Regions from separate parts of the Homo sapiens genome. Here region 2 is linked to region 1. Evidence: chromatin loops called from intact Hi-C (ENCODE). Cell type or tissue: Calu3. All regions are shown on one strand. Each heading gives the region's core, and the rest is flanking DNA. Links, peaks and the distances in the headings are about the cores only.

Region 1 (11,210 bases), core at 2,038-10,037:
AGGGCTAAAGTCAGATAGGTCTTGAAATCTACATTAGAAGACATTGAAGACTTTTTTGGGGGGAGGAGGCTTACATTTATCCAAATTGATATGCTTTTTAAAAAATACATTGGCTTCTATGGAGATCACACCCTGGGAAATTTCCATCGTTTGAGGTTGGACAGAAGAGAAGAGGCCCACATAAAAATCAGAAAATAAATGGCCAGAGGTAGGAGGAAAATCAAGAGTAGACTGAATTGAATTGTCACTGAAGAATAAGCATATGCATATGCAGAAGTTTGACCAAGAAGAGGAGCAGAGAAATGGGCAGCAGCTGATGGTGGATGGAGTGTTGAGTCACGGGGTCAAGGTTGTTTGCTAATAGTAATGATCCAGGGAGACAGCAGTACCGACAATTCAGAAAAAGTGGGAGATAACTAAGAGTACAGTCCTTGAGCAAGTGAGAGGCAGGGGATCCAGGGGACATGCAAAAGGCCTTTGTTAAGAAGGACACCTTTATCCATGCTAACAGGATTATAGAAAGACATAGGCATGTTTCTAACTTTGGCTGAGGGAATAAGAGGATGCTCCTACCCTCTAAGAATGGTGGTAAGGGAAAAAGAATAATGGTTTTCAATAAATAGAAGAAGGTCTGAACTTTTTTTAGAGAAAAAAATGAGAAACCTACTTACCATGATAGCCCTGTATAATTGTTTCAGTGATAACAGTTGTGTGCAGACTGATATAATGAATGTAAATTGTAATCCTTCTACTTAGATATGTGATTTTCTCATTATTTGGGGCCTGGATAAGGTAGGTGGAAGAATTCATTCTGGGTTTGAGTTTTGCCACATGAGAAAAACATGGCTAGAGGCAAAGGAATTGAAAGTGTTTGTGAGGAAATAATTATAAATGTGGACATTGAAGGGAGGAGAAAACAGGAAGGGGACTGATGGCTATCAAGTAATAAGATCAATGGATTAGATTTCAAATAGTTATTGTAGTGTAAATGCCAATGCAAATTAGTTTGAAAGTTGCACTTGGAGAACACAATATGGACATCTGAGATTGTAGACAGGGTAGAATGTGTGTGTTGATGGGGGAGAGATGAGGTGACGGGAGCTGAAATGGAGTGAGAAAAAAGATAATTGGAGTTTTTTTTATTATTCATTCAGAAAGTACTTATTGATGGCTTATTGTGAGCCAGGCATTGTTCTATTTGCTAAAAACATAGTATTGGGGTTAAAATCTGTGATGTTGGATGATGCATGAATATAGAAGTCAGTAAGAAAAATGAAAGTGGACGGGGAAAGGTGGAATCAGTGAGGCAAAAATGAAAGCTGTTGGTAGGTAAATTAAGATTAGTCAATCTAGTGATTCACCAGAGTTTAAGCCATGGTATTGCTGGCACCTAGAAAATACTATTCACAACAACAATAAAATTAACAATAGTAAAAAATACTCTAATAATGCTTGTTATGTGCCAAGCACTCTACTAAATACTAACATATATTAATTCATTTTACTTGCAAAACTACTCTGTGAGGTGGGCAGTATTACATTATTCTGAGTGGACACTGGGAGGAAGGAAGGACGGAGAAGGTGAGAGATTGGATTAGATTAAGGGATGGCCCCACCCAGGTGGAGAGTAATAGTCAGGTCAAGATAGATGCCAGAGGGATTTTGAGATTCTAGCAGGGACTGAGGGAAATTCAAAGGTCAAGTTTGGTGAGAAGAGCCCTAACAGCCTTCCAGTTGAGGCAGACAGTGCACTCCAGTGCTAGATTCACTGGGTGGGTGATGGCTTCCACAGTAGCTGTTCCCTCAGAGAGCAGAAGGGGTGTAGCTAAGATGACTGGGGAAACCTTCTCCCCAATCCAGGGAAGTAAAAGGTGATGCTACCGAGGAGAGAAGATGAATTCCTATCTGTCCCCAGCTGCTGCTATTACACTTAGAGCAGTTCTGCTTTCAGTTGCTTAAGGTTATAGGGCTTTAGGTAAAGTTTTTTGAAAAAGGAGGTTGTGCTTAAAAGTTATAATAGAATGTTTGAAAAACCCATGTCTAGAGGATCATTTGATCCAACCCCCTCATTTTTCAGGTAGGTAACTGGATGAAGGGCCCAGAGAAGGGGTGGAACTTGCTGAAGGTCACACAGTGAGTTCATGGCAGAACTGAGGGCGTTCTCCTGTCTGCAGTTTAGTGCACTTTGCCATACCTACTGGACCCAGATTTAGGGCCTTAACAAATGCTGTAGGGTGAAGAGTGGAGCAAACCTCTGTCCGGCTGTCACCCCTTCTCTGTCTCTGGCCTATCTCCTGCTGGCAGGTGGCACATGGGGTTTTAAAAAATTCATGTTATGTTAATTATGCCATAACCCCTGTCTCTGCTGACTGTATTCTATTAAGAAATCATTCACTATTTTGTCAATAACACTGAACGTTCTCCCCTGACAGTGCAAAGAGATGAGGCCTCCCAGCATGCTTTGCTCACTCTGATGGCAGTATGAGGCCTTGTACTTCCAGAACCATTACTTGCAGAAAGTAGTTTCTATGATGGCTTGGAGACTCTAGATACAGTTTTGTTCATTTGGTTTGCAATCACCAGAAAAGCTCCTGTGCTCTCATTAAACAGAGATTCCCCCACCTTTCCCTTCTCCTTACCTGCTTTTCTTTTTTCTACTTTATTTTATTCTTGTTTAAACTGTACCAAAACTTCCTATTATTTAAATTCTGGTGTCCCAGAAGGGAAGAATAGGGATTTTCCTGTTTTATTCGCTGGTGTATCCCAGGTATCTAGAATAGTGGCTAACACATAATGGATGGCTAATTAATATTTGTTGAATGAGTGGATACATGAACAAAAGAATTCATAGGTAACAACAGGATGAATATATACGAACATTCTGATATCAGAGAAGTAGCTATGGAATGGCCTGTCTGCCCCAACGTTCTTACAGTGCAGAGGGTTGAAAGTGAAGATCCCTGGTAGCAATCCTGGCTGGACTAAGGATCTGAAGCAGAAAGAGAGATAACTTGCCAAGGTCACTTGTCCAAATAGGCTCTGTAAATTAGATGTCACCTGAAGTGGGTTTTTAGGTTTATTTGTCAAAGATTCAAGTAAAATTAGCACAAAGCCCCCACCCTATGGGTACTGGGAGCTCTATATCCCTTCCAATCTCTCCCAGAGGTTTCTGTGGGTTGGGGTAAATTTTTGTATTCTGAATATTATTGGCTCATAGCTCCCTGTATTAGGTCAGTTTATTGATCATCCCCCTATCCTGCATATGATGTTCTTATTGACCCAGGCAAGGAATTCAACCCTTCTCTTGGATACATGTAAATATTGTCTCTCTCTCTCTCTCTCTCTCTCTCTCTCTCTCTCTCTCTCACACACACACACACACACACATACACATATTCATACATGCCCACAGGCATATATACACACAGACAATTAATCCACTATATGAAGTCTTTATGTGTAGAACAGACTTTCCTGAAGATTTGGGGAGATGGAAGGACTTTATGTTACAGCAATGCAAACAACATTAAACTTTAATTTTAGTCACACCTGCTCTTAAGACATCTTTAACCATTTATATTATTTTGGGCTTCATCTTCTCCATATCCTAATCCTTGTACAGATACTCCTAACTTCTCTGCTTAAAAATGATGTTACATCCCCATAAACCTATTGTAAGTTGAAAATATTACATTGAAAATACATTTAATATATCTAACCTACCAAACATTATAACTTAGCCTTGCCTACCTTAAATGTGCCTACAGTTGGGCAAAATCATCTAACTCAAAGCCTATTTTATACTAAAGTTTTGAATATCTCATGTAATTTATTAAATACAGTACTGAAAGTAAAAATATAGAATGGCTATATGAGTACTAATTATTGAAGTACACAGCTGAAGACCATCAGTTCGATTCATCATAAATTGAAGACTGTCTGTATATATTTTAATTCATTTCTCCCACTTTCCTTTCTTCTCTGCTTGTTCCATCTATAAATTCCTGTTTATTTCTTATGAACTACAGAAACTTCACCTTTTGTTTCTTTGTCAGTTGAACCTCATGATCTTAGGATTTCATTTTCTATCCCCAAGTAGCTTATCATAGTATTTTTCCAAAAAAGGGAAGTTCCCTTTTCAAGAAAAAGTAGTGTTAACCATTACAAGATAATTTTCTACCCCACTTTTGCTAGTAAAGTTGTTCTTGGTTATAAATAAAAGAGAACAACAAAATGAGACAATAATATTGGAAGGATATTAAGGTCTTTCATAGAATTTAAAGGATAGTTGAGGAACAAAGCCTTGGGTAAATCCTTCAGGCACTCCTTGGGGAACCTTAGCAGTAGAAATTCATGGAATGCCTACTCAGATATTAACATGAATATGACTCAGTGTCAACAAAACTAGTCTTGTCTCTCCATTTCCAGTTCTAAATTTCTCAGAGAAGGAATGGGTCCTTGCTTAGGTCAGATATTGACTTATGGTTCAGTGAACTATGCCTAGGGCAGGATCATATTGGACAGACACAGCCATGTGCCTACCTCTGGTCACTAGGCCCATTTCCAAGGAATGCAGAATCACTGGGAATTCAGTAGCCATCCAAGCAGTATCTTCCACACTGCTTCTCTTAGGACAAACATATGATAACACCCTTCACTGAAATTCAAAATGAACATACTCAGAAGTTGGCCCTGGGTCCTGGTATACAAAGACAAATAAAAATGTGTATTATTGAACTCAGTGTTGTTTCTGCTGATGATTGGAGTGACAAGCATATGTGAGGTATGTATGTGTGATTTAAGCAAGGTAAAACCCTTTTGGTAAAGGCAGTATCAAGAGAGAATTAACTAGAAACATTCACTGCCCGTTATGGATATATCTGGAATGTGGTGTAGTTCTCTAGTCTTTCAGAATTGCTTTGAGAACAACCAGCCAGCACTGGGGTCCGTCACCAAAGAAAGAGATATTTTGAATCTACTGTGGTTAGGTAAACTGAACTCCTAGATAAGGCTGTAAAAGATATGTTTTCAAGTTACATTAACCTTGTCTCACTTAAGAAATGATATTAGCTCCTTCTTCCATTTTAAAGGGGTTTTTATGTTCCTTTGTCCTTTCTATAAAAAGAGTTTAGTCAGTACTTCTAATTTTGCCCTTGGAGTTAATCAAGAGATGAAAAAGAATGTAGTAGCAATTGGATTATCATCAAAAAAAGGAACATTTATTGAGAATTTATTGTGTCAGACACTGTGCTAAGAGTTTTCCATACATTTGCACATTTTATCCTCAGATTAATTCTATGAATTAGGTACTCTTATGAGGTAGCTATTCTTATTACTTCATTTTGCAGATAAGGGGACTGAAGCTCAGCGAGATTGAGGAACATTCTCATGTTACACAGCTACTATGTCACACAGCTACTGAGTTACACAGAATGCAGACACAGGTCCCACTTACTCTAAAGCTTGCACTCATTAATATTATGCTTAGATGCTCCCATATTTTTTCCTGAAGAATAATGCAAAGTGGATGGTATTGGGACCAGGATATCAGCATTTCCTTATTCCGGTCCTAACTCTCTCCACTAGCTCACTGTGTAATGTTAGGTACGCTGTCTCTTCTCTCTGTAACACACTTTCCCCAGCTGTAACAGGTGGGGCATGGACAGATCTCTAAGAACCCTTCCAAGTAACAGTTCTATGATCCTACAGGCTCTCAGAGACCTCTTAAATAATCCCTGTGTCCTGTTGTTTCTTGCTGTTCGCAAACATTGTGCTTGAGAGAGCTTCTTGGGTCTGGTTCTTGGGAACATAATTCTACAGTTCCGTTTCACTGCGCCCTCTCTATCCAGGGAAAGTCTGCAAAAGCCATGCCTGTCCTCCCACCTGGCAGCACTTGCTTACATTAAGCCATTCAGTGCTTAGTAGAGAGCTATACTCTTAATGTCAATGCCTAAAATAAATAAATAAATGCATAATGTCTGCTGTGAGTCTGGTATAATGCATTCCACTTAAAATAACAAATGCATATCAGCAAAATATTTAGTACTGGTTTGAAACAGAAGGTTTAGGCTAGAGATTGAAATTCAGATTGCTGTTAGCCCATTTTTCGTGTAAGAAATGTGATATCTCCCAGCTCTAGGAGGATTCTTGTGTGGGAGGAAAGAAGAATTGGTAAACAGGGCAGTCTGTGGTGCCTTTTCTATGCAAATAATAAAATAATCTCAGCCATATTTAGAGGTGAATATTTGGTCACTTCAAAACTATAAAAACTGTTCTCAGACCTATAGTGCCTCCTGGAGCCCGTTCATGCCTAGAGTGATGTATTATAGGAGAGGGCATTTGGAGTTCTGAGCTTTCTTTCCATGGCTTGGATTTGGGCTGAGTGCATGAGAGGCAACAGAACTACACTAGAAAGAGCCCTTGAACTTGGATTCAGACGAATTTAGTAGAATCCCAGATCTGCCAAGGTTAAGCTCTGTAACCTTGGGAAAATTACTTGAATTATCTGATCTCCCCTTCTTCCATGGTAAAATGGAAATAAGTAATCCAAGAAGTTAGTGTCAATATTAAATGAAGGGGAAAGGAGAATAAATATTAAAGCATCTTCTACATCCTCGTGCTTTTGTCCGCTTTTCTAATCTCTGAAAAAAAATAATTGTACCTGCTTCTCTATTTAATGTATGATAATGTTCATTCCTTTTATAAAAATGAAACATATCCTTCCCTCAAGGAGATTCAGTCAACTGTGGGATTCACATACATTACTATAAAATTAAAATGTGACTTAAAATGCCATAATCCAGGTACAGGGTGATATGGAGACACAAAGGAATGAACATTAAATTCTATCATGAGGACTCAGAAATGCCTCCCAGAGGAGGAACCATTTGAGGTTAGCCTTGAAGAATAAGAACTATTTAGCAGGTGAAGAAGGAGGAAGAAGAAGCTTAAGTCAGAGAGGTTGGCGAGATCAGGATGAGCCATGGTTTGGAGGTGTGCTAGTGCATAGCATGTTCCTAACCTGGTAAGGAACCTCCAAATAGGCTGAACATGAGTCGGTGGAATGGCGAGTGCACAGATTAGTTTGGGACCCAATCACTAAGGGATTTGAATGTGAAAATCAGAATGTTTTGTGGAAGTAATAAAGAGTCGACACAATTTTGTTTCACTGGAAAGGGGGGATTATGATGAATATGCATGATACATAGATGAAAGAGATTTTGGGGTCTGGAGATCAGAAGTCAGAAGGATATCAGTCAAACAGAACATGTTTTTCTAGATGACCATTAGCAAGTAGCTTAAAGTCTCTGTATCCAAATTTCCCTAGGTTTTGAAGTGGATTGTGTAGAATCTTCTTAGTAACACAAGTACCAGTTACCTATTCCATAAGGATTTGGAGGGAGCAGCCTAGGGGAAGAGACTTCTGCTAGGAAATGAACAGAGAGATGTGAGATTAGGAGCAGGGAATAGAGAAGTCAGAAGCTTGACTCTTCAAAGGCGAATCCAGCGTGTCATAGAACTTCAGCCTGTGTGACTGTGGGCAGTCTCATGTGCATTTGGGGCTGCAGTTTCCCCTTCTGCACAGTTGTATCAGGTGTTTTTCTTAGGTCTTTGACAGCTTTAACATTCTAAATTTTCACTTTTCAAAACTGTTCTCAAGCCTTTACTTATAGGCGCCCTGTTCATAATCTAATCCTTTAGCCTGGGCTTCAGTCTAACCTTTGACCCTCTGACCTCTCTGGAAATGTTCGCAGGACTGTGCTTGCATCATCTTGAGAGTCCTGGGTTAAGGGACCTGTCTCAGCTTTGCAAAAATATTGCTATAAGCAGGAAGACAAAAATAATAAGCCTCTAACAGTAGACTCTAATCCCAAATTCTCAATCTGGGGTCCCAAAGACAGAAACTATTGGGTAAGCACTAACAGGGGCTGAAAATGCTGAGGGAGATTGGCTTTTACTGTGTGAGCAGGAAGTCTGTACCAGGGAAGTGGTTTATGCATTCTTAAGCTGAGCTATGTAGAAATTTATATCAGACATGAATATGTGAGAACTGCTAACCACAGATGCCTCATAACAGAATAGGAATCTGAATCATGAGTCAGTGGACAGGACCCTAGGCCTAGAATGGGCCTCAGAAAAATCTCTCTTTGTCCTTCAGCATCTTAGTGGTGGGTTTGTGGCTGGCATGAGATTGAAGTGAGAACAAGTGATAGTGGAACCAGGAAATGGCCTTGGAGTCAAGAGACCCAAGTTCAAACACCAATGCAAATGTATATGCTATATATGGCTTGTCACAACTCAGTTAACCTTTCTAAGCCTAGATTTTCAATGGATATTATACTGCTATCTACTTCACAGGGGTGTTATGAGGCTGACTTTTCAAAATGGATTCATTTATTTATTCATTAGACTGATTCAACAGATACTAAGATCCTATTATGTGTCAATAACTATACTCACATTAGAGATACATGAAGTCTAACACTGTAAAATTGTAACATCAAATCTTATGTTAATATTTTATAATAGTGAGTCCAGAAATTTTACTCATAGGACACAGACAAAATATGGTATTTTCCTCTCTGTAAAACAGCTCTGGTCTTCCTCAGGAGTCCCCACGTGCTGGGAAGCTTGAAAATAAATAACAATAACAAAACTTTTATTTCAAACCAGTAAACTTGGTCCTGTGCCATAACTAAACCACCCCTTTATACTGATATATTGCTCTTTAGGTAAAATTGCCTGATCTCTCGGATTTTTACTTCCCCTCCCTGCCTCCTCCTCCACTCTAAAATAGTGTCTGATAGTACTGACCTTGTGAGAAGAAGGCGGCCATGGGAATTTTGGATCCACAAGATAGTCTCTGGATTCTCTTTGATCTTAGCTATGGAATGGCTGATCTGGGTTGTTCCTCAGATAGGAGACCAATGAGGTGTCCAAGCTCTGTGTTTGGCCGTCTAAGGGTATCTGCTGCTAAAACCTACTGCTGGTGCTGTGTCTCCCTTCTCTGTCTCTCTCTCTCTCTCTCTATCTCTCTCCCTCTCTCAGTTGATCATGGCCTAGAAGTCCTTTCTGGTGTCATATTTTCTCTTGTCTATGATCTATATCAGATAGTCTCTCCTTTGACATGAGGACTTCTCACTAGTAAGCTCCCAGCCAGATTCTCAGCTAACTTCTGTGTCCTCTCACGGGGGAACATAGTACTTCCTAATTTTTGTTCATATCCCACAGGAATCAATTTGCTATGGGGCAGCCTAGAGGCAGTCTGTTTTATAACCCCTAGATTGAAAATGGAACAGAACACCCTCTGAACTCTATTTGTCTCATACTTTTCTGGATGTTTTTAAAATATCACACCTCAAACACAGACACAAATCAATACACACACACTTATGCATGTGCCACCCACCCACACCCCTACTAAATTTCACACTGTCAAAGAGTAAGGATTTAAACACAGATCCCTCTGACTCCAGAATTCATGCTGTTAGTCATTATTCTGTATAGAGTATTCTTATTTAGAACCATGTATTAGGTTCACATATATAGATGTTTAGAACTAAAACATTCTTTAGGCCAGGCATGGTAGCTCATGCCTGTAATCCCAGCACTTTGGGAGGCCAATCAGGCGGATCACTTGAGGTCAGGAGTTCCAGACCAGCCTAGCCAACATGGCGAAACCTTGCCTCTATTAAAAATACAAAAAATTAGCTGGGGATGCTGCCACGCACCTGTAATTCAGCTCCTCAGGAGGCTGAGACACAAGAATAGATTGAACCTGGGAGGCGGAGGTTGCAGTGAGCCAAGATCATACCACTGCACTGCAGCCTGGGTGATGGAGTGAAACTCTGTCTCAATTAAAAAAAAAAAAAGAATAAAAAGTTCCTTAGAAGTCATTCATTTCACTCTTCATTTGAAACATGAGAAAAAACTGAGACCCGTAGATGGATGATTCACACAAGGTCACAGAACCTGTAGGTCTGAGTCTTCTTTCAGCTGGGACTTGAGTGTCTCATACACATAAGAAACTCTGCCCTGGAACCCAGGCTCATTGAGTTGTCCTTTCCTCCTAGACATTAATTTGGACTTGAATGTCCGCCCTACCATTTACTGATTAAATCACCTTACTGAAGTCTTATAAGCCTCAGCATCCTTATCTGCAGCATGGTGAAATATAGCATCTTAACTTGGAGTTACTAGAAAGAAAGGAGATAAATTATGTAAAATGCCTAGCACAGAGTAGGAACGTAATATAATAATAGTAGTTTTCTTCTTTCCCAATTCCTTGGTGTTACTTCCTGGAGCCCTCTTAGCTGCTGGTTTTAAAACTGTTTCTGCTATGTTAGTTGAGCCCTGCCTGACCCTGTGAACATTGCCCGACTCCCTAGACTCAGGCATTGCCAACTTGGACTTACAATCTCTGGCCTAGGCATGCAGCCTTCAGGATCCTTGCTGCCTGACTTGACTTCTACCCCGACATATGTTCACCTGTTCCTCTCCACTAGCTATCCAGTCTTACCAGAACTTCATGCCTCTTATGCATTGCCAGTCCGGATTTGGTGATCTTGAGATCTGTGGTGGACACAATGATGCACCATCCAGATTCTCCTTTGAAGACGACATATTGCCCCAGTTCCTGGGAGTGTACTCGGCAGACAGCCTTCAGCTGTAAGCCTCTTCAGGGATTGCTTCATATACGGAGAGGTACACAGCCAATGTTGTGTTCCTTCCTAAGGACTCTACATCCAACGGCTGATTCATATAGGAAGGAGTATAAAGGCCTGGTTATCTCGGCCCAACTTAGGACAGCTCTGAAAAGCCATTCTAGCTCCAGAGCTCCCTAAGGGTGTAACAAGGGTACCCTTAGTTTTGCATCACAGTTTACTTTTTCCTTCATCAACTCCTACTTCTTTCTCCTCCTTCAGCAGGTTTGAACCCAGGAGTGTTCCTTAAACATCCTGAGTGCTAATTTCCTCTTCAGTTTTTGCTTCATGGAGAATCTGACCTGCTGCAAGCTCCCTCAAGTTGTACCCAGTTCCTAACACTGTTAGTACTGACCTTGACTGACAGACCCTGGACTGTTCCTGCCCACACCCTAGAATGAGAGAGAGAGAAAAAGAGAATGAATGCTTGTGTGCATATATTAAAGAGACAGACAGAAATTTGCTGTTCTGTTATAGAAGAAGCCAAAGCCCCAGGGCCTTCTCATG
Region 2 (11,210 bases), core at 1,925-9,924, 980 kb before region 1:
ATTTGTATGTCTACTGGGTCTAGAAACCAGAATTTAGTGAGGCAATAAAGCTTTTATATTAGTCAACTTGGGCTGCCATAGCAAAATGCCATAGACTGGGTGGTTTAAACAAAAGAAATGTATTTTCTTGTAGTTGTGGAGGCTGGAAGTCTGAGATAAGGGTGCCAGCATGGTTGGGTTCTAGAGGGGACTCTCCTCCTAGTTTGCAGGTGACTGCCTTCTCACTGTGTCCTTGCATGGTGGAGAGAAAGATCTCTCTCTTCCTCTTCTTATAAGGCCAACAATCCTATCAGACTAGGACCCTACCCTTATAACCTCATTTAACCTTAATTACCCCCTAGAAGCCTTATGTCCAAATACAGTCACATCAAGAGCTAGAGCTTCAATATGCAAATTTTGAAGACACAATTTAGTCCACAGCAAATTTCGTGTAGAAAATTCAGTGTCTACTTGAGGTGGTTACATTTTAGGTCACATCGCTAAGGTGAAATTTATAAAAATTAAAATATATTTATCTTCAATAGGTTATTTTAGCTAAGTTTAAAAAATTACAATCTAGAAGACATAGTCTGTTGTACATAGCCACAGTTGTAAACTATACACCTCTGAAGATTGTGAGAAAAGAGACAGTAGAAAGTACTAGAGTGGAAGACATGAACAGCAAGCATCTTTGCTCTGTCACTAATTAGCTCTGTCACCTTGGCTAAGTCCCTAGCCCTTTCTGTACCTCTCTGCTTCCTCATTATATTGGTTTAAAAAAGAAAATAAATTAATTTAAAATAAGCCATGTTTTAAAATTCCATTTCTGGTTGGCTGTTTTGGGGATCCATTCAGTACAGTGATTAGAAAAAGATTATCCTGCTCCAAGGGGGTTTTCACATGGAAAATAATAAATGATGAAGTAGATATCCTTGAACCATGGGTTCATTTTCTTTAGTTTTAAGCCCAAAAGATAATTGATTGACTCTCTAAGCCCACCCTCTTCCTCAGTACTGGCATTCTCCCTTTGGAAAAATAGATGGGAACAATGGGAATCTCTTCCTTTAGCTAAAGAACAGCAGAGGCCAAGGAGTGACTTGAGGGGCTCAGAATGAAGAACTGGCCTTGGATCTGCAGAGTCCCCGAGAGAATGCACTCACACTACAGCAGTACCTATTCCTTCCAGAATATAATACACAACCACCCCTCTCTGAAAAGCAAACAACAAAGAACACTAGCTCCAATCCAATTATCTGGGGGTGGAGGGTGCGGGGTGTGGAGGGTGCACCACTCCCAGGGTGGTAGGAGGCAAGGGTTGGAAAGCTCATAGCAAGAAGAGCTCTGAAAATATATCTCTTATATAGAATGCATGCTTCTGGGTTTAAAACATTAATTCCATTGCAGAGAGTCACTGAACAATTTCCCAAGGATTCCCAAGATCTCTTAAGCCATAAAAAGCATCCTTATTATATTAGTATGCTAAAGGGTTCCTCCGCATACTATTCCAGGAGGCAGAGCAGAGAGAGTATATATATATATATATATATATAAAAGCTGAATGGTTCCAAGGAACTAAACAAAGAAATACCTTTAAATCTTATCTAGTTATACCTTATTTTGAAATCTATTTTTTTCAAAGCCAAACTAGAAAAATTTCCCAATTTCAAGGAAAATGCTGTGGAACCAGGTATTTACATTTCATACAATTTCAACATTCCTTTATACAAGTAGAAAGGACCTTCTAAGCAAGACATGCTTATCAAACCATAAAATAACTAGGAAAAAAAAGTAACCCATTAGCCAATCTTGGACTCTTATAAGCTTAAAAGCAATTAACAAGGAAAAATATTGACGGAATGGCCTACATGTACATTTAAAACTTCAGGAAGTCTAAAACAGAAAAAGTTTCAGGGAAGACAAGCTGGAAAAATATTTACCAAAGATACAAAAAAAAAGATCACTGCTTTTACTACTTAAAGCACTCACATAAATGTATTACAAAACACAATACAGACTCAGACAAAACACATGAACAGTTACCCCAAATAGGACTTACAACTGGTGAACAAACATGTGGGAAAACATCTACCCTCACAACTAGTTTTAAAACTCATACATGAAAATAATGCTAAGGGGATATCTCTGCATCTATCTCCCCCTTCGCTGCCTCCCTAAGAAGGAGGCTTGCAGCTGTAAATACAGTCAGGTTCAAGAGCTTTATATTGGGTTAAAGTCTCAGAGGATAAAGTATTTACTATGCCATGCATTAAATATGATGAATTTTTAAAGCGATTGCTAATTAGATATCTGAATAAAAATGGTACCTCATCTGTCAAGGAGATAATATTGAAATGGCATTTGGACAGGTCTATGCCAGCAATGACAACGCAAATATGCTTTCTTTGCTCTGAATAGGTCCTTCCTTACTATTTGGATATAGATTTAGAGGAAAAGGAGCAAGGGGCAACTGTATTTTTAGACAATGGCTACCTCTAGGCCTAGCAAAATAAAGTTTTCAGAAGATCCTGCCCAGATTATGAAGGCTGAAAATAGAGCCAATCTGGGCACCTCTACTTGCCGCTCTTCTCTAGAACCCTTGGCCACAAGCCATCCTCCTACCTTGGCCTCCCAAAGTGCTGTGATTATAGGTGTACGCCATGGCACTGGCTACTGCTGTTCTCTGTATTACATTCTCTGTGTGACCTCAAAGGAAAAGGAGTCCAGGAAAGGATGTGTGTGTTCTTGGAACTCTGGCCAAATGTCAACTTTATATATCATCTCTTTAGCAAATGAAATTTACTGAGCACCTACAGTGTGCAGGCATGGTTTAAGTCACCTATCAAAATAGCTAAGACTTTAAAAACTGATGATGCTGGCAAGGATGCAGTGAAACTGGCACCCCCACACAGTGCTTATAGTTGTATACACTTTGGGATGCTGGGATGAAATTTTTGCAGTAATGTGAAGCAAGAGCCCTCAAAATGTTCCTACACTTTGATCTAGTTTGAACTTCTATGAAACTATCATAATGATAGAGAAAGTGTTTTATATAGAAAAATGTTCAATGCAGCATCATGTATAAGCCCATGTTAGGCCCAGACCTATAAAGGTGAAGGTGATACAATAACACAATAAAAAGGCAAATAAAATGAACTAATGGTAAGTTATAAGAAGTGCTATGAAGGAAATCCACCAAGTGCTAAGAAAGAAAACAGGACCTATGTGAGATAAGACTTTCAGGGAAAACCTATATATTGAAGCTGACACCTACCTAAAGGATGAGAAAAAACTAACCAATGAGCCATTAAGATCTAAGACAAGAGTGTTTGAGGCAGAGGAAATGGCCAGTGCAAAGGTCCCAAGGCAAGAACATTCTTGACTTGTTCCACGAACAGAAAAAAGGCCAATGTGACTGGAGTGTGGCATACAAGACAGAAGGGGGCAGGTATGAGATGAAGGCAGGGAGGGAGGCAGAGCCATATTATATAAGGAAAATGCTTATACCATTATGTGAAGGGTAAATGGGAGGGTCAAAACTGTGTTCACAGTATGATCTCAGCCATGAAAAAATATGCATAAAAAAAGACTTGGAGGAAACAATCTAGAATGTTAACAGTGGTTATGTGGGACAGTATAGGCTTTGGAACTAGGGGAAAACAGAATGTTGTAAACTAAGCAGGACAATTATTTAACCTTTCTAAGCTTAGTTACCAAATCTATAAAATTAGAATTATGTCACCTACCCTACAACAGAGTTGACACATGGTAAACATGCCTTATTTAAAGAACTTTAAAAAAATTACTACTATAATTACTCTTGGGTAAGAAGATCATGGATGATTTATCATCTTTATACTGTTTTATATGTTCCTAATTGTTAACACTGAACATGTGCTTCTTTCATAATCAGAAAAACACAAACTTGATTTTTAAAAATGTCCTGATGGCTAAAGAAAAATTAATTACGCTGTGTTAAGTCAAATGCCTTTCCACTGCAACAAATGTATTTCCATTGGCCTACTAGGCATTCAAGGCAGCTCTCAACAATGAGGGGAATGCAACATTTATGAGGGACCTTTTAACAATAAAGACTCAGCTATGCAAAATGCAGAAACTCACAATTAACTTGAAATACCAAACAAGTAGTTATTGACCTTTCAGGAGTGTCAACAATGCCACAGGTTCTTTACAAAATGCAAAATTAAGATACGTGGCTGCCCAGTGTGGTCCTAAAACAATCTTCAGAAACTTCTAAAAATTCACAGTAAGCATTCTTTTCCTTTCTATTTCAATACTGATTTTCAGATTTCTCAGAAAGTGGGAAAATAGCAGCTGTGCCCTGGAGAAATGCTTGATTTGCTAACTTACTTTTTTGAATATGGAGTTTTCTCCCCAAATTTTATGTTTAATGACAACAAAACTAACTAGTAGACCCAGAGAAGGCTGATGACCATTGGTATCCACCTGCAGGTAGTTAGATACATGCTCATCCAGTGAGAGAGGAAGGAGCTTTGAAGTCAGACATACCTGATTCAAGTTATAGTTCAACCTTAAAGACTCTAGATGACTTACATAGTACATAACCTCTTTAAGCTTCCAATTTCCTCACCTGTGAACTACTTTGATGAATTAGTAATAATGTACCTAAAAAGTCTTATAGAATGCCTGGTATCTGGCAGGTGTTCAAGAAATGGCAGTTGGGGGAGGCTGAGTTGGGAGGATCACTTGACATTGGGGGTTTGAGACAAGCCAGGACAACAAACCAATACCCAGTGTCTCAAAAAATAAAAAAAATAAAAAATATTAGTCAGGTAAAGTGTTGTGTGCTTGTATTCCCAGCTACTCAGGAGGATTACGTGGGAAGATCACTTGAGCCCAGGAGTTTGAGGCTACAGGGCATTATGATCATGCCAATGCACTCCAGCCTGAGTGAGAGTGAGACTCCATATCTTAAAAAAATGGCTGTTGGTATTATTCTCTAGGAGAGCTAAACTTCCTGGCCAATGCTTTTTCATCTTTCCCTATCAAAAAGGTCAAAATCCCAGGGTAATCCCCATTCTGAAAGGCTGGCTTTTCTGAAGTTCACATTGGTTCACTGGGTACAAGGCACAATGAAGGTTGGTTTGTAAATACAGGTGGGTAGGTACATAGGTACATAGTTAGGCAGACAGGTAGGTAGCTACAGAGAAAAGGAGGGAAGGAGGAAAGGAGACAGGAAAGAAAGTCTGTTCCATAGTTATAGATCAAATGCCTAATTCTTACTAGCAATCTCATGTATGGAAATGAAGACCATGTCTTTCAAGCCAAAAATCAAGGCATAAGTTCTAAAAAGAGTGCTCTAATGGAGACAATAGATGAGAATAGGTAAAATCATGACTTCTATAAAAAGTTGTCCTAGTCCAACTTACAGAATAGGAGAAAATTTTTGCAATCTATCCATCTGACAAAGGGCTAATACCCAGAATCTACAAAGAACTTAAACAAATTTACAAGAAAAAAACAAACAACCCCATTAAAAAGTGGGCAAAGGATATGAACAGACACTTCTCAAAAGAAGACATTTATGTGGCCAACAAACATATGAAAAAAGGCATCACTGGTCATTAGAGAAATACAAATCAAAACCACAATGAAATACCATCTCATGCCAGTTAGAATGGCGATCTTTAAAAAGTCAGGAAATAACAGATGCTGGAGAGGATGTGGAGAAATAGGAATGCTTTTACACTGATGGTAGGAGTGTAAATTAGTTCAACCACTGTGGAAGACAGTGTGGCAATTCCTCAAGGATCTGGAACCAGAAATACCATTTGACCCAGCAATCCCATTACTGGGTTTATATCCAAAGGATTATAAATCATTCCACTATAAAGACACATGCACATGTATGTTTATTGTGGCACTGTTCACAATAGTAAAGACTTGGAACCAACCCAAATGCCCATCAATGATAGACTGGATAAAGAAAATGTGGCACATATACACCATGGAATACTATGCAGTCATAAAAATGGACGAGTTCATGTCCTTTGCAGGGACATGAATGAAGCTGGAAGCCATCAGTCTCAGCAAACTAACACAGGAACAGAAAACCAAACACTGCATGTTCTCACTCATAAATGGGAGTTGAACAATGAGAACACATGGACACAGGGAGGGGAACATCACACACCAGGGCCTGTCAGGGGGTGGGGGTACTAGGGGAGGGGTAGCTTTAGGAGAAATACCTAATGTAGATGACGGGTTGATGGGTGCAGCAAACCACCATAGCACGTGTATACCTATGTAACAAACCTGCACATTCTGCACATGTATCCCAGAACTTAAAGTATAACAATAAAAAATTTTCAAAATAAAATAAGAAAGTTGCCCCAGTTGTAGAAAAGCATGTAAATGACTCTATAAAACCCATCCCCACTGCAAGATTCAAAAGGGCTACATCCATTAGCATCACCCTGGTGTGCTTATTAAAGGCAGATTCCTGGGCTCTAGCCCAGACACACTGAATCAGAATCTGGATGAATGGCTCAGAAATCAGCATTTTAACATAGGTCAGCAGATGATTCTTAGGCATGGCATGAGCCTAGGGGAAATGGAACTTAAAGTGCTAGTGAAAGCTAGTGTGCATCTAGCACTTCATCCACCAGAGACCGCTCTTAATCACATGTGGCCTGTCTCCATGTGCTGTTCATAACCTTCACTCTGGGTATTCTGTATTCTTGAAGAACCATCTGATTTACCAGAGACAAACTGAATTCAGTTTGGGGCATGCCTTGCCACATTCAAATTTTAAAAATATGTAATTATATGCATATGGCAGCTTGACTAACCAGTACAACAGACAGTACAGAAAACTGCTCTCTCAATTAAGGTTTATGATGATTTTATGGACTTGCCATCTTTGGGCTATTTTGGCACCTCCACAAGAGGGCAGTCAGGGGAAAGTTTTCCTTTTGTCAGAAAGCCTACCTTTAGAAGCTCTTCTAATCCTTGAATCAAAAGATTCTGGTTCTTCTTAAAGCCAAGAACAAAATGAAATATCAGATATATTAAGTCACACTTTTAGAGATACATATAACCGAGTATCGACTCTGCAAGATGAAAGTTTTAAGTACAAAGGCTTTGCATATAACTTCTCCCATTCTCTCTCTACCCTGATCTTCTCACCCCTCCAACTAGTCCACGAATTTATTTCCTTCCATCCTGCAGCTCACTGTCTTGGAGGAAAGGCAGCACAGAACAGCAAGTGTCATTGTGGGGAAGCCAGGGAAGGCTGTCCAGTGGAGGTAACATCTGAACTGAGACCTGAAGGATGCATAAGCAATGAGAAAGCTTTCTGCAGAAAGGAAACGACATGCCCAAAGACACAGCAGCATAAAAATTCTGGCATATTTAGGGAACATAAGAGCTTTGCTAAGACTTTAGATTTTCTGATGGAGATGTCAGGGAGCTACAGAAGATATTTCATCAGGGAAATGACACAATGAGATTTGTGAGTTAGAAATATATACACATATATATTTGAGAGAAATCAAATGATGATGGAATTCAGAGAATGATTGCCTGACCACATCAGTATGTGTGTGAGTGTGTGTGTGTGTGTGTGTGTGAAATCAACAACATATTACACCTTTGAACTCCCATACACAGTTCTTTTCTATAAGCAGCTAGTCCCTGGAATTGACTCATAGTTGCTCAATATTCTTGATCTTTAGAACATTCATTTTTCCTGTTGTCAGCTTCTGCTAAGATATTCTGACGTCTGAGCCTTACAAGCCTATCCAGGATCAGTACAAAGTTGGGAATGCTAGTGCCAGTACTGATTTACATTTAGTTAACTTCATTGATGGGAATTGTTAATGTTAGCAATGTTTAAAGACCGCACTTAAACTTTCTCTGAGACTGTATGGAATATAAAGTCTGAAGATAGATAGACAGTCAAGAAAGTGCTTCCAGCTGTTCTAACCATCCCAGATTAAGGTCAGAGTTCAGAACAGTCATTTCAGTGGAAAGGAAATCAAATCAAACCAACCCTAGAGGTTTTAAAATAGGATGGCATACGCACGTTTAAGATGAGCTTAATAACAAAAGAGAGAGGGAGAAGGGTGTCTTTGGGAAGTGAGAAGAATAAAACAAGGGTGTATACTAACTGCATGAGTTTTATTGAGAAGCTGCTCTAAAAACACAGAATCAACTCAGTTGAAGAAGTATTTACCCAGCCCCAGTAATATTACTTTTAACATTAACAACAACTAAAACCTTAAGTTTAACACCTTACAGTATGCTTTTACATGTATCAACCTTCCTGTGAAGTTGTTACTTGAGTAACTGGGTTAACCAACTTGGTTTCTTGGGTTACTGGGAGGCTGTGATGCCTTCCAAGTCCTCCTCTGAAACAGAATAACTTTAGTTTAGACAACCCTCAACTGTCAACTCTCTTTGAAACTGCCTTGACTGAGAGAATTGTCTTTCCCAAGGTCATGCCCCCTTCTTGAGGTGTCCACATCCAGTGAGTGATCAACATAGGGTATAAAGACCTGACACCCTCACCCTGACTCAGGACTATTTTGAAAGGCTATCTTAGCTTCAGAGCTTCTCATGGAAGGGGCTGAGGCCTTCATTAAAAATGTACTGTAACCTCTCTTCTCCCTTTGCCTGATCCTGCTTCCTTCCCTTCTCTTCCCCTGTGATGATCCCAAGAACGCTCCCTAATAAATCTCCTACATGCTAGTCTACATCAGAATCTACTTCCTGGGGAATACAACTTGTGACAGTTATTATCCCAGTTTTAAAGATGGAGAGCTAGGTGTAGTGGCACACACCTGTAGCTCTGGCTACTTGGGAGGCTGAGGCAGGAGGATCTCTTGGGCCCAGGAGTTCGAGACCAGTCTGGGCAACAAAGCAAGACCCCATCTAAAAAATAATAATAAATAATTACAAATTAAAAGTTGCAGAAACTGAACATCTTAGATGGCAAATGAATCACCCAGACTTCATCACTTGATGAGAGATGGATAATAACTAGAACTCAGATCCAGCAGATGGTATTTAATGGATGGTACTCAATGGAAACTCAAACAGGTAGGAGATGGAAAAATGAATATGGGTCTAACCCTTCTGAGCTCACAATGGAAGGAGCATCACAAACATAAACAGCCATAACCTGCATGGCCACCAACAGACGCACATGTGATAGGCACGGGAATGGAGAAGAGAGGGTGGTGTCAGCAGGATGTGGGATTTGCACAGGGAGAGCACAGAAGACATTCCAGGGAGACTGCAAGCACCACAGGCACCTTTCCTCTTTCACTTGCTCTACCTCTGCCACAGATCAGTGAGAGATCGTATCCTCAAAGGGGTTAGAGATGACAGACAGTAGGACGAACTGAATGTTCCAGTTCCACTCACCTAGGAACCTTGAGACCATCCAAATAGCCCTACTGGCTTTGGAGTCAGACCTCTGTTCCCTTTGTTCAGTCCCAGTTTCCCCTGGTACTGACTACCTTGTAAGTGAGCTTCGAATTTGACATCTGTAAAATGGGCCACTCTGCTAGCACAATTGTTAAGGGAAGTACTTGTGAAACACTCATTACAGTTTGGCAGACGGCAACCTGAGGGTAAAAAAAAAATGAGTTTTAGGTGGCCCAAGTAGTGTTTTGGAAATTCCTGGATTTTAATGCCTTCAAGTTAAGAGGACACTCCCTAGTTCTCCACTCACTTCCCCCACTCCATATTGACCTATTATTTATCGCTTCACACACTGATATTACCTGACTGGTGCCTGAAGGCATGAGAGTTTGCTCTCTGTGTAATCACTGTCGTCATCACCACCACTACTACTGCAATATATTCACATAGATATATAAACACACAAATACTATATACACACACACACACACACACACACACACACACACACAAGGTATATATTTGTATACTAAATGCCAGGCTCTGTCCTAAGCACTTTGCAATTATCCCATTTCAGAGAAGAGGAAACAGGGACAGAGAAGTTAGTAACTTGCTCCCAAGGTCATGTAGGCTAGTGACAGAGCTGGGATTGAAACCATGGAAGTCTGGCTCCAGAGACTGTGCTCCTCTTCACCATGTCTTAATGCAGGGAATCTGTGTGCAGCAACAATTGTAGACATGGACTCTCTAACGGGTAAACAGAGGGATAAAGTTATTGAGAGAATTAAATGAGATAATGCTAGTAAGACCAAATAATAATTGGGATATGGGAAGCACTGGATAAAATTAAGCTATTATCATTAAAGTAACCTTTTCTCTTTGAATCAATAGTGATACTTCCTTTCATGTGTACAGTATTTTAAAACTTAACAGCATTTCACAGCAAGCAGGGTAAGTATGATAGTTAATTTATGTATCAACTTGACTGGGTCACAGGGTGACCAGATATTTGGTCAAATATTATTTAGATATGTCTGTGAGGTGTTTTAAATGAGATTAACATTTGGCTCAGTAGACTGAATAAAGTCATTTGCCCTCCCTAGACGGAAAAAAGTCATTTGCCCTCCCTAATTTGGGTGGGCCTCATCCAATCAGTTGAAGGCCTGAATAGAACAAAATGGCCAACCCTCCCTCAAGTAAGAGGGAACTCCTCCTGCCTGACTGTCTTAAGGTGAGACTTCAATTCTTTCCTGCTATTGAACACAGACTGAAACATTGGCTCTTTCCAGGCTTAAGCCTGCCAGCATCTGTACTAAAACTATACCATCAATTGTCTTGGGTCTCCATCTTGCTGACTACAGATTTTGGGATTTGTGACCCTCTGCAATCATGTGAGCCAATTCCCTATATGTCTCCCCTACACCTAATACATATACACATGTATCTACTTATATACATGTATCTAACATGGGATAGAACTGGGTCTGGGAGGTGAATCTGGAGGCTTTAGTCTTCTTTAGGAAAGAGGATAAGCTGTGCAGTATAGGGTCATGTATCTAACATATATGTATGAGAGAGAGAGAGAGAGAGAGAGAAACATCCCATTTACTTTGTTTCTCTGGAGATTTTTGACAAATATAATAGGAAGTACCCTTAGCTTTCCCCTCTCACAGATGAAGAGCTGAGGCTTAGAGAAGTTGAGTGACTTGCACAGGTTACAACTCATCTCCTTGTCTTTCATCACCAGGACTTTCTAAGTCCTGCTGATTGTACTTTAATTCACTCAATAAATGCTTATCAAGCAACTATTATGGTTCAGGCAT

The links. A loop is a pair of places that touch in the nucleus more often than their neighbours do. Peaks named below come from ENCODE experiments on the same cell type or tissue, not always from the same donor. Only the 100,000 strongest peaks of a DNase experiment are listed, where the experiment ranks them.
Region 2: a loop joins it to region 1, with 11 times the contacts of the local background. A loop is called at or near these places in 1 of 110 quality-filtered maps.

The regions. Positions count from the first base shown.
Region 1 is chr1:49,099,851-49,111,060 of GRCh38, reverse strand. All of the region lies in intron 4 of AGBL4 (AGBL carboxypeptidase 4), which reads left to right. Among named protein-coding and RNA genes, the nearest start is that of AGBL4-AS1, 150 kb to the left of the region's middle. In Calu3, for the core only: no CTCF peak of the experiment used is centred there; DNase peaks (open chromatin) are centred at 6,300 and 8,140.
Region 2 is chr1:50,076,796-50,088,005 of GRCh38, reverse strand. It overlaps a transcript of ELAVL4 not described here. Among named protein-coding and RNA genes, the nearest start is that of ELAVL4, 27 kb to the left of the region's middle. In Calu3, for the core only: CTCF peaks have their summits at 6,626 and 6,902 (motif pointing right); a DNase peak (open chromatin) is centred at 6,895.